Regions from separate parts of the Homo sapiens genome. Here region 2 is linked to region 1. Evidence: chromatin loops called from intact Hi-C (ENCODE). Cell type or tissue: mammary epithelial cell. All regions are shown on one strand.

What was found. A loop is a pair of places that touch in the nucleus more often than their neighbours do. Peaks named below come from ENCODE experiments on the same cell type or tissue, not always from the same donor. Only the 100,000 strongest peaks of a DNase experiment are listed, where the experiment ranks them.
Region 2: it touches region 1 in a loop (4-fold over the local background); 8 of 110 quality-filtered maps call a loop at or near these places.

What each region holds. Positions count from the first base shown.
Region 1 is chr1:43,233,360-43,241,359 of GRCh38, reverse strand. It overlaps CFAP57 (cilia and flagella associated protein 57), which reads right to left. Exons shown (of 23, transcript NM_001378189.1): 20 at 6,947-7,081; 21 at 6,722-6,865. All of the region lies in intron 1 of LOC105378685 (a long non-coding RNA gene), which reads left to right. It overlaps LOC124904164 (a long non-coding RNA gene), which reads left to right. Exons shown (of 2, transcript XR_007066042.1): 2 at 3,681-4,014. Among named protein-coding and RNA genes, the nearest start is that of TMEM125, 33 kb to the left of the region's middle. In mammary epithelial cell, a CTCF peak has its summit at 3,071 (motif pointing left); no DNase peak of the experiment used is centred here.
Region 2 is chr1:44,043,355-44,051,354 of GRCh38, reverse strand. It overlaps LOC124904169 (a long non-coding RNA gene), which reads left to right. Exons shown (of 3, transcript XR_007066056.1): 3 at 5,767-6,552. It also overlaps a transcript of KLF17 not described here. Among named protein-coding and RNA genes, the nearest start is that of SLC6A9, 16 kb to the right of the region's middle. In mammary epithelial cell, a CTCF peak has its summit at 3,503 (motif pointing right); DNase peaks (open chromatin) are centred at 1,344, 2,394, 3,064, 3,474 and 1 weaker place; H3K4me3 peaks cover 161 bases; H3K27ac peaks cover 2,153 bases.

The DNA.
Region 1 (8,000 bases):
AGTATATTACTTAATTTCAGTATTCCTTACAATATAGTTTGGATGTTTGTCTCCTCGAAATCTCCTGTTGAAAACTGATCCCCAGTGTTGGAGGTGGGGCCTAGAGGGAGGTATTTGGGTCATGGGAGCAGATTCCTCATGAAGGGCTTGGTGCCATCCTCGCAGTAATGAGTGCTTGTTCTATTCGTTCCTGCAAGAACTAGTTGTTTTAAAAGAACCTGGCCTCGGCTGGGCACGGTGGCTCACACCTGTAATCCCAGCACTTTGGGAGGCCGAGGCAGGTGGATCATGAGGTCAGGAGATCAAGACCATCCTGGCTAACATGGTGAAACCCCGTCTACGCTAAAAATACAAACAGTTAGCCGGGCGTGGTGGCGGGTGCCTGTACTCCCAGCTACTTGGGAGGCTGAGGCAGGAGAATGGCATGAACCCAGGAGGCGGAGCTTGCAGTGAGCCGAGATCGTGCCACTGCACTCCAGCCTGGGCGACAGAGCGAGACCGGCCCCTTCTCCTCTCCTACTCTCTCTTTCGCCATGTGACACGCCTGCTCCTCTTTTGCCTTCCATCATGAGTGAAAGCTTCCTGAGGTCTTGACCAGAAGCAATGCTGGTGCCATGCTTCCTGTACAGCCCTCAGAACTGTGAGCCAAATAAACCTCTCTTCTTTATAAATTACCCAGCCTCAGGTATTCCTTTATAGTAATGAAATCTCTCTGTCTCGGATGAAATGCCCAGTCCTCATTGTCAACCCCTCATTCTTCATGCTAGGATTTGTACTTGTGTTTCTGAATCAGATGTTTTCTCCATCGAATGCTTTACCCTTTGAACCAACCCAGGCCTTGCTGATTGTAGTGTGATGGGTCCCCCACCAGGTTACTTAAGGGTGTATGTTCACTGTCTGAACCCTCAAGGCCAGGCAGTTAGTCAAGGCCATGGTGCCCAGCTGTGGAGCAGGTGTCCCTGAGAATCCAAACATCCTAGAAGATATCTGAAAACCTACTAAGGAAAACAGTCCCATGGCACATACACAGTAGGTGAAGAGCCAGAAAATTAGCTTAAAAGCAGCTTAGCGATGTGAGGCAAAGCAGGTCTCTAGAGCTGTCCTGCTGCTGCCCAGGAGTGCCCCACATGGAAGACCTAAATAAACTCATCTACTCACCAAGCTGGACTTGTCATTCTTCGGTCTCCCCAGTTTGGGAGGGAGGGTGGGGAACATTACAGTTCCAAATTGTCTCATAACAGTGATAGGTTTCCCGCATTTCCTTTCCAGATGCTGCCTGGTAAAACTCTGCTAGATCCTCCCATGGACCTTCTCCTTGCAGACTTTATATCATGACATGATCAATTCAATACATATTTATTGGGTTATGGACCTTGGACCCTGCCTTGCATGTTAGAGGTGCTCATTAAATATTTGTGAAATGGATGAGAAAATGTATAACTAATGCAGTGGATACCAAACCGAATAAGATGAGATTCTTACTAATAAGGAAGTTACAGACCAAGGGATAAGGGACAGGTGAAAGAGACCAGAACAGAAGGGAAGGTCTTAGAGCCACAGGGGGAAGCTTGCTTGCTTGAGGTCTCTCTCCATTTCTCCCTTCAGTAGGCCTCGCTAAGCTTCACTTCTCCTGATCCTCATTAAATAACTCAATAACAATCATCAGAATAAGCACTAGAAACTGAAAGCACAATTCGAGTTCTCTCACAGTTTGCATCTTTAGCTGCTTCCTCTTTTTGGTCATCTCCATCCATTCTGTCACTGAGTCCTATTGATTTTGTGTCTGAGTTGATTCTGATGTTCATCCTTCCTGCTGGTTTGTCACCAGCTCTCAGTGTTCTCCCTTGTTCTGCTGTAAAGGCCCCCCGGCAAGTGGAGCCCTGCCCTGGCTTCTCCCCACCCCCTCCACCCTCTACAGCCCTGTCACTGTGATTGGGATTTCTGGCTCCTGGTACCTGTTGGTGTGAATGCCTGTTCCTGACCCCCCTGCCAACCTCTGACATCTTCATGATGCTCCCTTACCTAAATGGGTCTCCAGGGCTTGATCCTTTTTGGAGTATGATTGAGGCCCACCACTCAGTGCAGCCTGACTCTCTTGTTCTGTTCATTCATTCATTCATTCATTCACGTATTCATGTAAGAAAAGTAATCTAAGAACCAGTTCCTGAAAGCTTATACTGGTCACTGTGCCAGGCATGGGAGGTCCCGCTTGGCTCCACTGCAGAGCTGCCATGAGAGGCTGAAGCATGGTTGGGCCCCTGCCCAACCCAGTGTGACAGTGTGCAACCCCAGGGGAGACAGAGGAGAAGAGTGTTCCAGGCCCAGAGCCAGGAGGCGGCAAGCAGAACCTAAGGCAGGAAGAGCTTGATGATAACGATAATAAGAGTAACCACAATTGCAAGGGTTGATTGGATCACTGCAAATGTATCAAACAGCATGCATACAGTCCCTCAGTTCATCCTTACACCAACCTTGTGAGGAAACTGAGGCCGTATCTCAGTGGTAGAGCTGGTGTCTGAACCCTGTCGTGCCTCCATCCAGAGAGCCCTGCTCCTCCGTGACTACTGCTTTCCAGGCTCTGCTGTCCCCCCTCACATTTATGTCACCTCCATTCCAATATCTCACATAGTATGATGGCCAAGGACACTCCCAATAAGTATAAGTTGGGCTACCTGCAAAATGTTTTCTGGGGTGGCCTGTGTTCCGAGGGGTCCCGAGGTCACATTGAGGTCGACCGTTTTTGCTTTGGATGGCTTTGTGGATTAAAAATGTGAATGCAATGGGTTTGCCGAGCCTTCTCTTCCTGATCTCTCCCTTGTCAGTTTGACTTCCAAAATCCCCTCCAATCCTCCAGACCCCCACCCAGGTCTACACAGCTGCAGAGGAAATCTGACCTGGGGTCCACCAACGTGCCAAGTCTTGGGGGATGTGAAACTGTTTATGTAAAAAGCTTTCTAAGCAAAGGGGCTCTGCCAAGCTGTCCAGGACTGCCTTTGGCCTTTGGAACTGACTGATGACCCTGGCAGGTCTTTCCGACCTCCGTATTGAGCAGAGAAGAGAAGGGAATGCCTACAGCACCCCCTAATGGCATGGCCTGAGTCGATGCCTTTAGAATATGGCAGTACCTCACAGCCTGGAAAAAGCAGGCAACAGATTTATTCCATGGACTTGGAATCCTTGCATCAGTGACATCTTTCTGGAACCCACAGTCAGTGGGCTCACCATCTGCCTAACTGCACAAATGAGCCATCCTGGAATCCTTCTCCGTTCTTTCAACCTTCCTCCCATGTCTAACCTGACATTTCTATTTGTCATTTCTACTCTGAAATGCCTTTTGACACCACAACTTTCCCCTTTCCAAGTACTTCTCATCTACCCTTAACATGACAGTCATTTCCTAATGGGTTTTTCTGCCACCTGCCTCTTTCCCCACCAGTCTTCCCACCTTGCCAATGGAGTGTTTTGTCTTTTCAAAACAAAGACACCCCTACTTAAGAAACCTTGGGTGGAGCCTGTTTACAGGACAAACTGTACTTTTTGGCATGGCATGGACGCCCTTTCCAACATGACCCTCAGCCACCAACCATTTCAGTGGGTTCTTCTCCACTTGGACTCTCTTCTCGTGGACTCTTGGGTCTCCAAGCACCTCACAGGCCTCACTCTTCTCTGCTTTTTCTCAGGTTGTTCCCACAGCCTGGAAGTCTCTTCCCTGACTTGTTCCACGATCAACCTCTACTCACCCTTCAAGGCTCAGCTCAAATGCCCCTTGCCCCAGAAACCTTCCACAAGTCCTGAAGGCATCACTGAACCCCATTTCCAGGATGAGCCCACAGCACTGCATACAATGAGTTGAGCAGTAATTATTTGTATCTGGTCCAGGTTCCCAATGATTAACTCCTTGAGAGTAGGAACACTATCACGTTCATCTTGGAATCCTCAGTGACTGACACAGAGCTTGCTGTACAAGAAGCCCTCAAAAAATGTGTACTGAATGAATAAAATGCATGTCCTAGATGTTTGTATCTCATAGCAACTCTTATTTTCATATCTGCCAGTGTGCTGAGGAATGGAGTGGGGAGGCTGAGCTCCTGTCTGAATAAACAAATGAGACAGTGACCTCATTTTCTGTTATTTTCTAATGAGTTACTCTTAGATGCCATGTTTGCTGTGGCCTTCCTCAGCCTTTTTGGATTGAAGTGCCAGGGCCATGGCAACTGAAGATGAGGTCCAGCTGGCTCCTGACCAGCACACACCAAGGTCACCAACTGAGGGTCTGGAATCAGTTGTGCCATCCACCCTCCACCCTCCACCCCTGCCACCTGCAGTCCACAGGCACCCGTGGCCCATCCTGTGATGGGCTTCTAGGCTTTCCCACTGGATTTCTACCTTGGTTCTTGGATAGGTCCTTTGCTTGGATGAAGAGGATGGAAATTGCCTTTTTTTTTTGGGGGGGGATGGAGTCTCGCTCTGTCGCCCAGGCTGGAGTGCAGTGGCCCGATCTTGGCTCACTGCAAGCTCTGCCTCCCACGTTCATGCCATTCTCCTGCCTCAGCCTCCAGAGTAGCTGGGACTACAGGTGCCCACCACACGCCCGGCTAATTTTTTTGTATTTTTAGTAGATATGGGGTTTCACCGTGTTAGCCAGGATGATCTCGATCTCCTGACCTCACGATCCACCCGCCTCGGCCTCCCAAAGTGCTGGGATTACAGGCGTGAGCCACTGCGCCCGGCTGGAAATTGCCTTTTTTTTTTTTTTTTTTTTTTTTTTTAGCACTTATTCTGTACCAGGCCAGTGCCTAGTGCCTTATGTGGTTGTCCCATTCAATCTTGCAGGAACCCCCCACTCTCAGGTTGGTGTTTTCTTCCCTGTTTTACATATAGGCAAGGTGGCTCCTTGAGTTAAGGAATTTACCCAAGGTCTCCTGGCAGAGGAGTGGTGGAGCAGGGTAAACCAGGGTCGGCACAGTGGTTTTGAAAACTTTTCTTTTTTTTAAATCTTCCAGACTTTTTTCCAACAAAAAGAGCTCCACTGTTAGCAGCAAGCAGTCTCTTTCTGGTTGAAGGGGTAGGGACCCGGAGACCCGCACCCCCTGCCACACACCCCCCACCCTGGGCCCCTTCTTACTCCCTGCAGTTGCTGGAGTTACTTATTTGGATCCACAGGACTCCCTAGCACATAGGTTACAATGCTGCTGGAGAAAATGTTCTTCCCGGGACTTCATTTGTTGATGGCTCCCTCTGCCAGCCATCAGGGAGTGGCAGGGCTGGGCAGGAGGCCGCTTGGGTCTCCTCTGCTTTCTACCCCACCCTGGCCCAGCACCCTCCGGGGCATAGGGAAGCAGAAGAGGACAGGATGCCCGCCCCAGCAGCCTCATGCTGACGCTCACACCCTCTGGCTAGCCTGTGATCTTCCTCCTCCTACATCGATGTTTGCTTTGGCTGCTTGGCATGGAGAGAGGGACCCAGTTCCTCAGGCCTGTACTCTGGTGACAGGGCACAGAGGGTGCTAGGTGATGTCAGCAGCTGACAACTGCTCCTGCTGTCATCCTGGTTTCCCTTCCCTGCTCACTGCACTCCAGAGCCCCAGGGGGCTCTCCATGCTCTAGGTACTCCAGGCCCTAAGCAGTGGCTCAGTGTGCGGCTGCTGGTGTCTCAGGGCTCCACCAGCTGGAGGCACTTCTATCTCTGGGCCTCCGATGGCTTTCATGGCCAAGGAGTAGGGCAAAGGGTAGATGGACTGGGCTGCTTTTCAGCAGGGACTGGTCGTAAGATGACATGAGACCAGCCCTGCCTGGGTCTGGCCTGAATCACAGTGCGCTCTGCCCAGCTGTGTATGAACTGGCCAAGCTGGGAACTGGTTTGTTTCAATCTAACTGCAACCTGTTCCCATTCCAGTATTTTAATTATGGCAATAAAGAAATGTGAACATAAAAAGGTACGTGCTTTATAAATGTGATTCTGATGTTCCCTTTTGATACTAATTCACATTAATTGCCTCAGATGATACTGATACCCAAACAGAAATCTGGCAGAAGAATCCCGACTGGCAGTCCTGATAACGTGCCTGTGTGGAGGCGGCAGTAATGGGGTCAGGCTCTCTGAACAGCCTATGAAGGATCCAGGGAGGTGGGTGTGAGGCGCTTATTAAACCAGAGTGAGGCCAGCTCTGGGACGTTGTGGCTAACTTGGGACACAAGAGATAAGGGTAGGGACCTGAGGCACCAGAAAAATCAGATGAGGCGTGGCCACGAGATATGGGTAGCAGAATACAAAGGAGCAAAACAAAGTCAGGTGAAATGAGAGTTGGGAATGGAAGAGAGAAGGGAAAGTGGCTCAGGAGAGGTAAGATGATGTGGATGAAGGTCTAGAGGGCCAAGGGGCTGATGAGAGGAGTGAGGCAGGGGACACAGGTGTGCTCTGGATAAAGATGGTGTAGAAAAGAGGAATCGGGTATGTGGAGAAGGGAGGTGGGCATTGGGTGGGGTGGAGGCCAGGGTGCAGCATGGAAGTGCCTAGAAAACCTCCTAGGTGAGCTCTCAGCCACAGTCACAGCCAAGACGAGCTCAGAGGAGAGGAGCCAAAATAAGACTTTAGGGGGAGCTACTGGGCCCCCAGACACCTGGGGAGCCCTGAAGACAGGTGGTCTCAGAGGGACCCTTGATGGGATCTCTCATCTTGGATGGCTTGGCCTCCACAGGGGCTGAGGGGAGCATGCAGGTACCTGCATGATGCGGACGTAGTCTGTGCGGTGCAGCTCGCCCTCCTTGACCACCTTCTTCTTGAGAGTGGCCAGGTTCCTCTCCAGGTGCTCCCGCTGCCGGGTGTACTCCTGCTGCAGGTCTGTGTTCAGCCCTGCGATCTCCACCTGACGGGGCCCAGGAGATTCTCAGTGAGGGAGAGGAGACCCCGGAGGTCAGTGCATGGCAGGAGGGGAGGCTGAGCTTACCATGTCTGCTCGCTGCACGTACTTCTCAAAGAGACCTCGAACCTTCTCCTTCAGCAGCCGCGGTTCCTGAATATAGGCTACGCAGTTGTGGAGGTCTGTTTTAAACCTTTTGACCAGCGCTTCCAAGTCTCGCTCCTGCAATCAGAGACGTTTCCTTCTGGTGCTGTAGGGTGCTCTCGGTGGAGGGGCGGGGGCTGCAGGCAGAGGTTAATGGCACAGAAAGGGAAAAGAGATGCCTCATCTGGGACTTACAGCTGACTGCCAGGGGCCATACTGGGCATAGAAACTTAGACGGGCACACAGCCAACAGGTGGAGGCACGAAAAGTCTTGTGCACCTGCCCTCGGCTGGACACCCAGCCTGAACAGCCTACATGGGGCTTCATCCTTAAGAGGCCACACAGATGGGCTCCTTTATTGACTCTGATTCCCTTTCAGGACCACAGGCCTTAAAAGATAAAAGGAAGCTCATGTGGTCACCCATATCCCTTTAGAGCCAAGACAGATGGCATCATTTCTCTCTTGCAGATTCCTGGCCAGGGCTTCCACGTCCCCCGTGTTAGCTCATCCAGTGCTTACCCTTCCCGATAGTCAGGAGCGCTGCTGTGAGTGGGCAGGTTGGTTCATCTACACAGTTGGGCTAGTGTCCCCTCTTCATCATGCTTTTACCTGTCTTCCCCAACCCTGACCTAGAGAAAGTCATTTCTCCTTGCTCCCATGGCCCTTTCTACATGTTCCATCGTTTTCTACCTCTCAATATAACTATTATGCACATGCCACAAATCACCAGTCATCCTCTTCAGCATGGAAATGGCAGGATCTGTATCAGTTCTCGTTTATAGCTCTGCAGCTGCTGGTGTTACCTAGTGCAGAGTTAGTTAATGCTTACTGCAGAAGATGGAAATTTCCAATCTTTTTTTTTTTTTTTAGACGGAGTCTTGCTCTGTCACCCAGGCTGGAGTGCGGTGTTGCAATCTTGGCTCACGGCAACCTCCGCCTCCCAGGTTCAAGCAATTCTCCTGCCTCAGTCTCCCAGTTAGCTAGGACTACAGGCGT
Region 2 (8,000 bases), 810 kb before region 1:
GCCGGATCCTACATGAGGCAGTAGCAGTATGGCCACTTACTTGCCTGTCTGCTTGGCTGTACCACCTGCCAGGGAAAACGATGATTCTAAAAAGAGCCTTTGGTTAGTGTTACAACTCTTGCAGCCTCCATCACTGACTGCTTCTCTATTTCTTGCCATCTCTCCATTTGTCATCTTAACAATAACTGTCACTTGCCATCTCTTGCTGTCTCTCACTGTCTTGCCAACTGCTGTCTCTCATTACCACCTTGCCAACTGGCCATTTCTTTCTCCGTCTCTCATGCTGTCGTTTTCTCTCTTCTGCCGCATGTTTGGTGCCATGTTGCTGCAAGGCAGGTGAACCCCAAATTGGGGCTTAGCCCAAGAAGATTCTTGGTTTTGCTCGGGAAAGAATTGAAGAGTGAGCTGGTGGTAGAAGAAAACAGGATTTTTTTTTTTAAGACGGAGTCTCGCTCTGTCGCCCAGGCTGGGGTGTAATGGTGCGATCTCAGCTCACTGCAACCTCCGCCTCCCAGGTTCAAGCAATCCTCATGCCTCAGCCTGCTGAGTAGCTGGGATTACAGGTGCACACCACCACGCCTGGCTAATTTTTGTATTTTTAGTAGAGACAGAGTTTCACCATATTAGCCAGGCTGGTCTCAAACTCCTGACCTCAAGTGATCTGCCCACCTTGGCTTCCCAAAGTGGTGGGATTATAGGTGTGAGCCACTGTGGCCGGCCAAGAAAACAGCTTTATTGAGGAGGCAGTGTAGTGTTAGGGATCTGTGACTGCTCCTGCACAGCAGGGCTACCCCATAGGCAGTGTGTAGAGAGTAGCAGCTCAGGGCAGCTCGGCAGTCATGTTTATGCCCACTTTTAAGTACATGCAAATTAGGGGTGGATTATGCAAAAATTTCTAGAACAAGGGTGGTAACTTCCCAGTTGTTGGGTCACTGCCATAGAAAGGGGTGGTATCCAGTTGTTGCCATGGCAATAGTAAACTGACATGGCACTGGTCAGCATGTCTTTTGGAGAGGTGCTTTTGCCTCTTCCCCTTTCAGCTAGTCTCAATCTGGTCCGGAGTCCAAGTCCTGCCTCCTACCTCATTGGCAGTGGTGTGCTGGTAATTATTTTACAACTGGTTAAGAAAGAAACTCTGATTTGTAAAAGTTGCCAATTTCTGTGGTGTAAATAACTTTTATCATTGCTGAACTCACACATTGCTGGTGGCAGCATAAATTGGTAAAACCACTTTATAAAACCATGCGATGCTATCTACTAAAGGTGAAGATATGCATATGCCAGGAGACAGTAACTGTACTCCAAGATGTACAGTATTTCTCAACTTAACCGGACATCCTGAATCACCCCAGGCATGAATCCAATTCTGTTGGGAGAGTTACTGGCTATGCATTCTTTTCCTACTTAAGTCACCTTAGTCTACTCCAAAAGATACACATTATTTGAAACTGAAAAGCTAAAATGGATAAATTATTATATATTCATGCAATGGAATAGTATACCACAATGGAAATGAACATGCTACTATACATAACAGCACAGATAAACCTTATAGATTGAAAACAATACATAGGCCGGGTACGGCGGCTCACGCTGGTAATTCCAACCCTTTGGGAGGCCAAGGTGGGTGGATTTTCTGAGTCCAGGAGTTAAAGACCAGCCTGGACCACCTGGTGAAACCCCATCCCTACAAACAATACAAAAATTAGCCAGGCATGGTGGCACATGCCTGTAGTCCCAGCTATTCAGGAGGCTGAGCTCAGAGGATTGCTTGACCCTGGGAAGCAGAGGTTGCAGTGAACTGAGATCGTGCTACTGCACTCCAGCCTGGGTGACAGAGTGAGACCTTCTCTCAAAAAGAAAAGAATATATACTGTATAATTCTAACTATATGAAATTCAAAAACAGGCAAAACTCTATGTGGTTAGAAGTTAAGCTAGTGGTCACCTTGGGGAGGGCAGAGGGCTGGGATTGGGAGGTAGCACAAGAGAGGCATCTTTACTGGATGGTTATTATTATGAACTAAATGTTGTGTGCCCCCCAAATTCATGCACTGAGTCCCTAATCCCAAATGTGGTGGGATTAGGAGACGGGGTCGTTGGGAAGAAATTAGGTTTAGATGCGGTGATGAGGGTAGGGTCCTCATGATGGGATTAGTGCCCTTATAAGAAGAGACCAGAGAGCTTGCTCATGCTCTCTCTACACTGTGAAGACACAGTGAGAAGGCAGTCATCTACAAGCCAGGAAGAGAGCCCTCACCAGAACCCAACCCCGCCAGCACCTTGATCTTGGACTTCCCAGGCTCCAGAATTGTGAGAAATAAATGTCTGTTGTTTAAGCCACCCAGTCTGTGGCATTTTGCTATAGCAGCCCCAGCAGACTAAGACAGTTATGTTTACACAAATGTGTTCAAGTTGTGGTGACGCATTAAGCTATATGCTTATGATTAATGCATTTTTCTGCACGAATGATTTACTCCAATAAAAAGCTTATTAAACCCAATGCACTGTGTACACACATAAAAACAAAGAAAACTAATCATTATCAAACTAAATCAACTTTGCAACACCTCTAATTTGTAGATAAATCTTACTGTGTTCAAAAATTAAGCAAATTACACTGTGGCCAGTCAAACACACAGAAAATTTCACCAAGAGAAACTTAGGTTAATAATAAAACAATTTATTTATGTACTTAGGAGATCCCATCCAAACATAAAGAATATTTTCTAAAGCCCCAAATATTCATTTGTAACCAACTAGCTTAAAACCCAGTCATATCAAAGAAAGTCTCCAGCTCAAAACACAAAAAGAGTGCAGTACCTTCTCCAAAGAAGAAAAACACACATTTTAAGACAAAAATACTCACCATTAAGCAGAAACCTCTGACTCATCTGTTCTTATCTTCCTTCCCATAAAGCCCTTTTATTTCCCCACTCTGACAAAAGCGTCCTTTTAGCTCACTGTGGGGAGGAAGTCTCACAGTCTTCGGTCTGCTCTGAGTGAATGAAGGGGATCAGTGGAATCAGTATTTCCCAGCTTAACTGGACATCCTGAATCACCCCAGGCACGAATCCAGTTCTGTTGGGAGAGTTACTGGCTATGCGTTCTTTTCCTACTTAAGTCACCTTAGTCTACTCCAAAAGAATCGGAAAGTTCCTACCTCCAAGCTTTGGTTTTCTCACATTTTTTCATCTCTCTGGGCCATTGCCATTAGCTACTCCCACATTTTGCCTCTGTAACCGTTTCCTTGACTTCTGCATGGTGAAGTTAGGAGAAGCTACACAGCCCCCAACACATACGTGCGTGCACGTGCACACACACACACACACACACACACACACACACACACATACACACACAATGTTCTCTTATGGGCCCACTCTCCAAACACTCTGGATGCCAATCTTCCCTTTTCTGGATTCAGCCCACCTTTATTGGCCACATCCAGTAAATAATACTATGTAAATTCACAAAGTGTCCACTAGAGGACACTACAATCCTACTTCTAATGCCAATGTGTTGCAGTATGGCGTCTGTAGACTCCTAAGGGATTCTTCCTCTTCCCTATCTAAGCTACCCATGTGTTTCTATCTAATTATTCCTTGTACCAGGCACCTAAGAAGGAAATAGGTGATATGAACAAGGAAGGAAGTAGCACCCCGACTCGTGCCCTCATTCTCAAATCCTTGGTCCCAGGGCAGGATGCTCTCACGATCTAAGCATTCTTTCCCTCAAGATGGATGTGACTGATGGCAGATGGGCTACTAGTGATGTTGATGTCACTGTGCCGGGTCCCCAGCAATGCTCCAGGGGAAGCCAAGAGTTGAACTGGGCCTCAGATCATCAACCAAACCTCAAGCATTTATCAACCATGGCAGCCCCATCTCATGACCAGGCTGGAGCCTGTCTGGACCTGGTTCTTCTGGTTCCCACCATCTGTCCTCCTCCTCCCTCCCTACCACACCACCCTTTACCCCAGGACCAGTGCTTACGGTTCTCTCTCCTCAAAGTCATCAGATCAAAATTCATGACCAACCTCTCATTAGCCCACTCAGAGGAATGGGTGGCTCAATGCTATGAGTACAATTGCTCCATCTTAGGAAAACAAAAATGGGCAACCCTTTGCAAAGAAAACATTTCTATGACCAAAGCTTACTGACTAATACAACATTACTTCTTCTTGTACATTTTAAAATAAAAACAAGCATATCTAAACATAATATTTTCTAATCACAGGAGGCAACAACAACAAAGTAAGCATAAATACTTTCAAGGACATGTCTGTAGCCTAGTACAGAGAATGCTTTTTTTTTTTTTTTTTTTTTTGAGACTGAGTCTTGCTCTGTTGTCTAGGCTGGAGTGCAGTGGCACGATCTCGCTCGGCTCACTGCAGCCTCCGCCTCCCTGGTTCAAGCGATTCTCCTGCCTCAGCCTCCTGAGTAGCTGGGATTACAGGTGCACACCATCACACCTAGCTAATTTTTGTATTTTTAGTAGAGACCAGGTTTCACCATATTGCCCAGGCTGGTCTTGAACTCCTGACCTCAAGTGATGCAGCTGCCTCTCGGCCTCCCAATGTGCTGGGATTACAGGCGTGAGCCACTGTACCCAGCTAAGAATGCATATTTTTAAGCCAGACTGCCTCAGATCAGATTCTAGATTTGCTATTTACTAGCCACATGGACTTGAACCAGTTACTTAACCTCTGCACATCCATTTCCTGAGCTGTTAAAATGAAGAACATATAGTATCTACTTCATAGGATTGTTGTGAAGATTAGATGAGTGTGTGTGTGTGTGTGTGTGTGTGTGTGAGTGTGTGTGTAGTGCTTAGGTTGGGCGTGGCAGACCATGCCTGTAATTGCAGTACTTTGGGAGGCCAAGGAAGAGGACTGCTTGAGCCCAGGAGTTCACGACTAGCCTAGGCAACTCCAGCAGACCCCGTCTCTACAAATAAAATTTTAAAAAATTAGCCAGGCGTAGTGGCATGCACCTGTAGTCCCAGCTACTTGCAAGGCTGAGGCAGGAGAATCACTTGAGTCCAGGAGGTCAAGGCTGCAGTGAGCCGTGATTGCCCCCACAACACTCCAGCCTGGGGGACAGAATAATGAGACTCTGTCTCAAAAAAAAAAAAAAAGTGCTTAGAACTGGCCTGGTACTAGTAAGTACCCAATGAATGTATGATAGCTATTATTATTATTATTATTATTATTATTATTATTATCCTTTACCAAATCTTGTGGATGAATTCTTCATACACAGGCTGACATCTGTTTTATTTTTCTTATGTTCCATGATAAGCTCATCCTAAATAGAATATTAAGAAATATTAAGAAAACGTCTACATACACCAAGACTGGGTGACAATGATTGTGTTAGGAGGGTCTGGAGGGCACAGATCTGACACACTACCTAGTGACAACATTGAGTTATGTGCAGCTTAGTTATGTGTGATATGTGTGATTCTGTGTTGCTGATGGTGGTGTCTAGAGAACATTGGATGCAAATGACTGTGGGAGGGACACATTCTGGATGAAAATGGGCTCAGGGCTAAACTGGGGTCAAATAGTTTGGGGATAACACTGGGTTGTGTGTGAAAGTATGTTGAGAAAGCATTTGAGTGAAATAGTGTTGTGGGTAAGACCAGGCCTGGATAAAACAAAGTTTTTGTGACAATGGTGTTGGGCAGTGGGTGCTGGCAACTGTTTAACTATTGCCTCTTCAAGAAAAACAAGACATTGATTTGCAACGTTTCCAAATTCCAGGGTGTAAATAGTCCCATCATGGTGATGTCAAGCCCCAAACATGATGTCATGATGAGCCACCTAAGAAGGTTCAAAGAAAAAGGAGAAGAGAGTCTGGAATTGAGTTTTGAACACTCCAACATTTCCAGGCTTGGCAGAAGAGAAGTCAGCAAAGGAGACAGAAGGTGCTGCCAGAGGAGGAAGAGGAGAATCAGCAGAGTGTGCTGTCCAAAGTGCCAGGGAAGAGGGTTTCAGGCGGAGGAGGAAGTGTCAAGAAAGTTGAACGTTTCTGAGAGATTGGTAGATTAGCTCCCAGGGCAGTCCCGCAGCACGAGGTCACCTGTAATCCTCCCGGATCAGACACGGTGCCAACCCAGGTGCACCCACAACCCTTGCATGGCAGCATCTGTCATCCTGGTCACTCAACTGCCTTCTGTCCTTCTGGTAAGAACATCCCGCCCCTGTGGAAAACAGCCTGTCCTTCCTCCAGGCAGGTGGCTCCAATCTCAATCATGGCACCTCGAGAAACTACGGGTGATCATGGCCAAGCTCAGCCAAGGCAGAGCCATTCTTCAGGATTTATAAGTGCAGTGCTCCACCGAAACAGGGAAACACTGCTCTCTTTTCCTCTGATACCATTAAACTGACATGACATCAGACTGAAGTGGCCTTTGGCAATGGAAAAAGCCTGTCTGAAGTAGAAGCCGAAATGAGAAAGGAAAACCTGGATGTGTCCCTCCATCTGGGTCTACTCTTGTTTTCTCCAGCTCTGAACCAATAAACAGCACTGGCATTTTGAACACTTTACAAGTATCGGCTCAGTATTCCCAACAACCTTAGATGGGTATTACCCAGGTACCCCATGTTAGAGATGAGGAAATTTGCCCATGGCTGCAGAGTGCAAGAGCTGAGATTTCACCCTAGGTAGTTGGCTTCAGAGTCCACAGTTCATTAGGCCAGATGGTTCTTTCTTCTTGGGGAGTTTCCAGTGCATTGCGGGATAGTGAACAGCATCCCTGACCTCTGCCCCCCTAGATGCTGTTGGCACCCCTGTCTTCAGGTGTTACAAGTAAAAATGCCTCCAGACACAGCCACACATTCCAGGGTGGGTGGACAGCCACTGCTACTGTTCTGCTGCCTTCCGGTTCTTTTCGAATTGCTGTCACTGAGTCACCCAGATGACTCTGCATTTGCCACAGTTCAGGCTCACCTAATCTGTGTGTCAACTACAAATAACCCCATGTCCCTCAAACCCTGAGTCACCCCCAATACATTGCCACCTGGACCCTGTGTTATCGAAAACCCCACGCCAGCTACAAATCTGTGTCCCCAAGACTTTCTGTCAACCACAGTCCGGTCATTGAGACTTGTGTGACCCATTACCCAGTGGTGTCCCTGCCTTCTGCCAACAACCACAGCTTCCCAGAGTCAGGGTCACAGAGCTGTTCACAGCACAGAAGGCATACATGGAGAGAGGGATAGAAGGAAACCCAGGTGCACATATTCAAAGGCAGGAAGAGCCAGAGAAACCCACAAAAGCAGAAATACACAGAGAACAGGCCACAGCTGGTTACACAGAATGGGTCACTGGCACCTACCAAGGCCCCTGGCAGAGCCCAGTGTCTTTAGCCCCTCCCCCACCTCTGGATTAGCCCTGGGGGCAGGCAGGAAAGCTAGGTTCTGAGGGTAAGGAGCTTAGACCCAACGTGACAGCTAATCACCCACATAAATCCTCTGTCTAGGTCACAAAGCCCTGAGTGGCCTCGCCCCCACCGCACCGTAGTCGCTCCTCCCTCCACGGACTCAGGTGGACACCCCAGCCTCAGTATCTCACCAAGCCCACACCCAGGTGGGCAGAGGGAAGAGTTCAGACTGTCTCCACTCCCTCTCGCTCTCCTGCTAGAATGCGCTAGGAGGGTGTTGGTAGGGGCTAGGGGCCCAAGGACAGAGAGCTTGGGTTTCCCAACAGATCAGCCCAGGAAGGATCTGGCTGAGACCAGAGAAACGCTTTTTCCTGAATCAAGAGACCTGCTAGGAGCAACAGCCCCTCCTCTCTGGACACTGTGATCTGCAGGGCCCTGAGGGTTACCAGGACGAGAGTGTCAACCTGTTTTGGGGCAATAAAAGGCTGTGAAGGAGCCCCACACCTCTCCCAACCTGGCCTGGCATGGTTGCCATGGGGATGCCCCAGTTGCTCCAGAGGTGGCTTCTGGTCCCGGAAGCGGGGATGGCAGAGACAGCCAATCATCGCACCG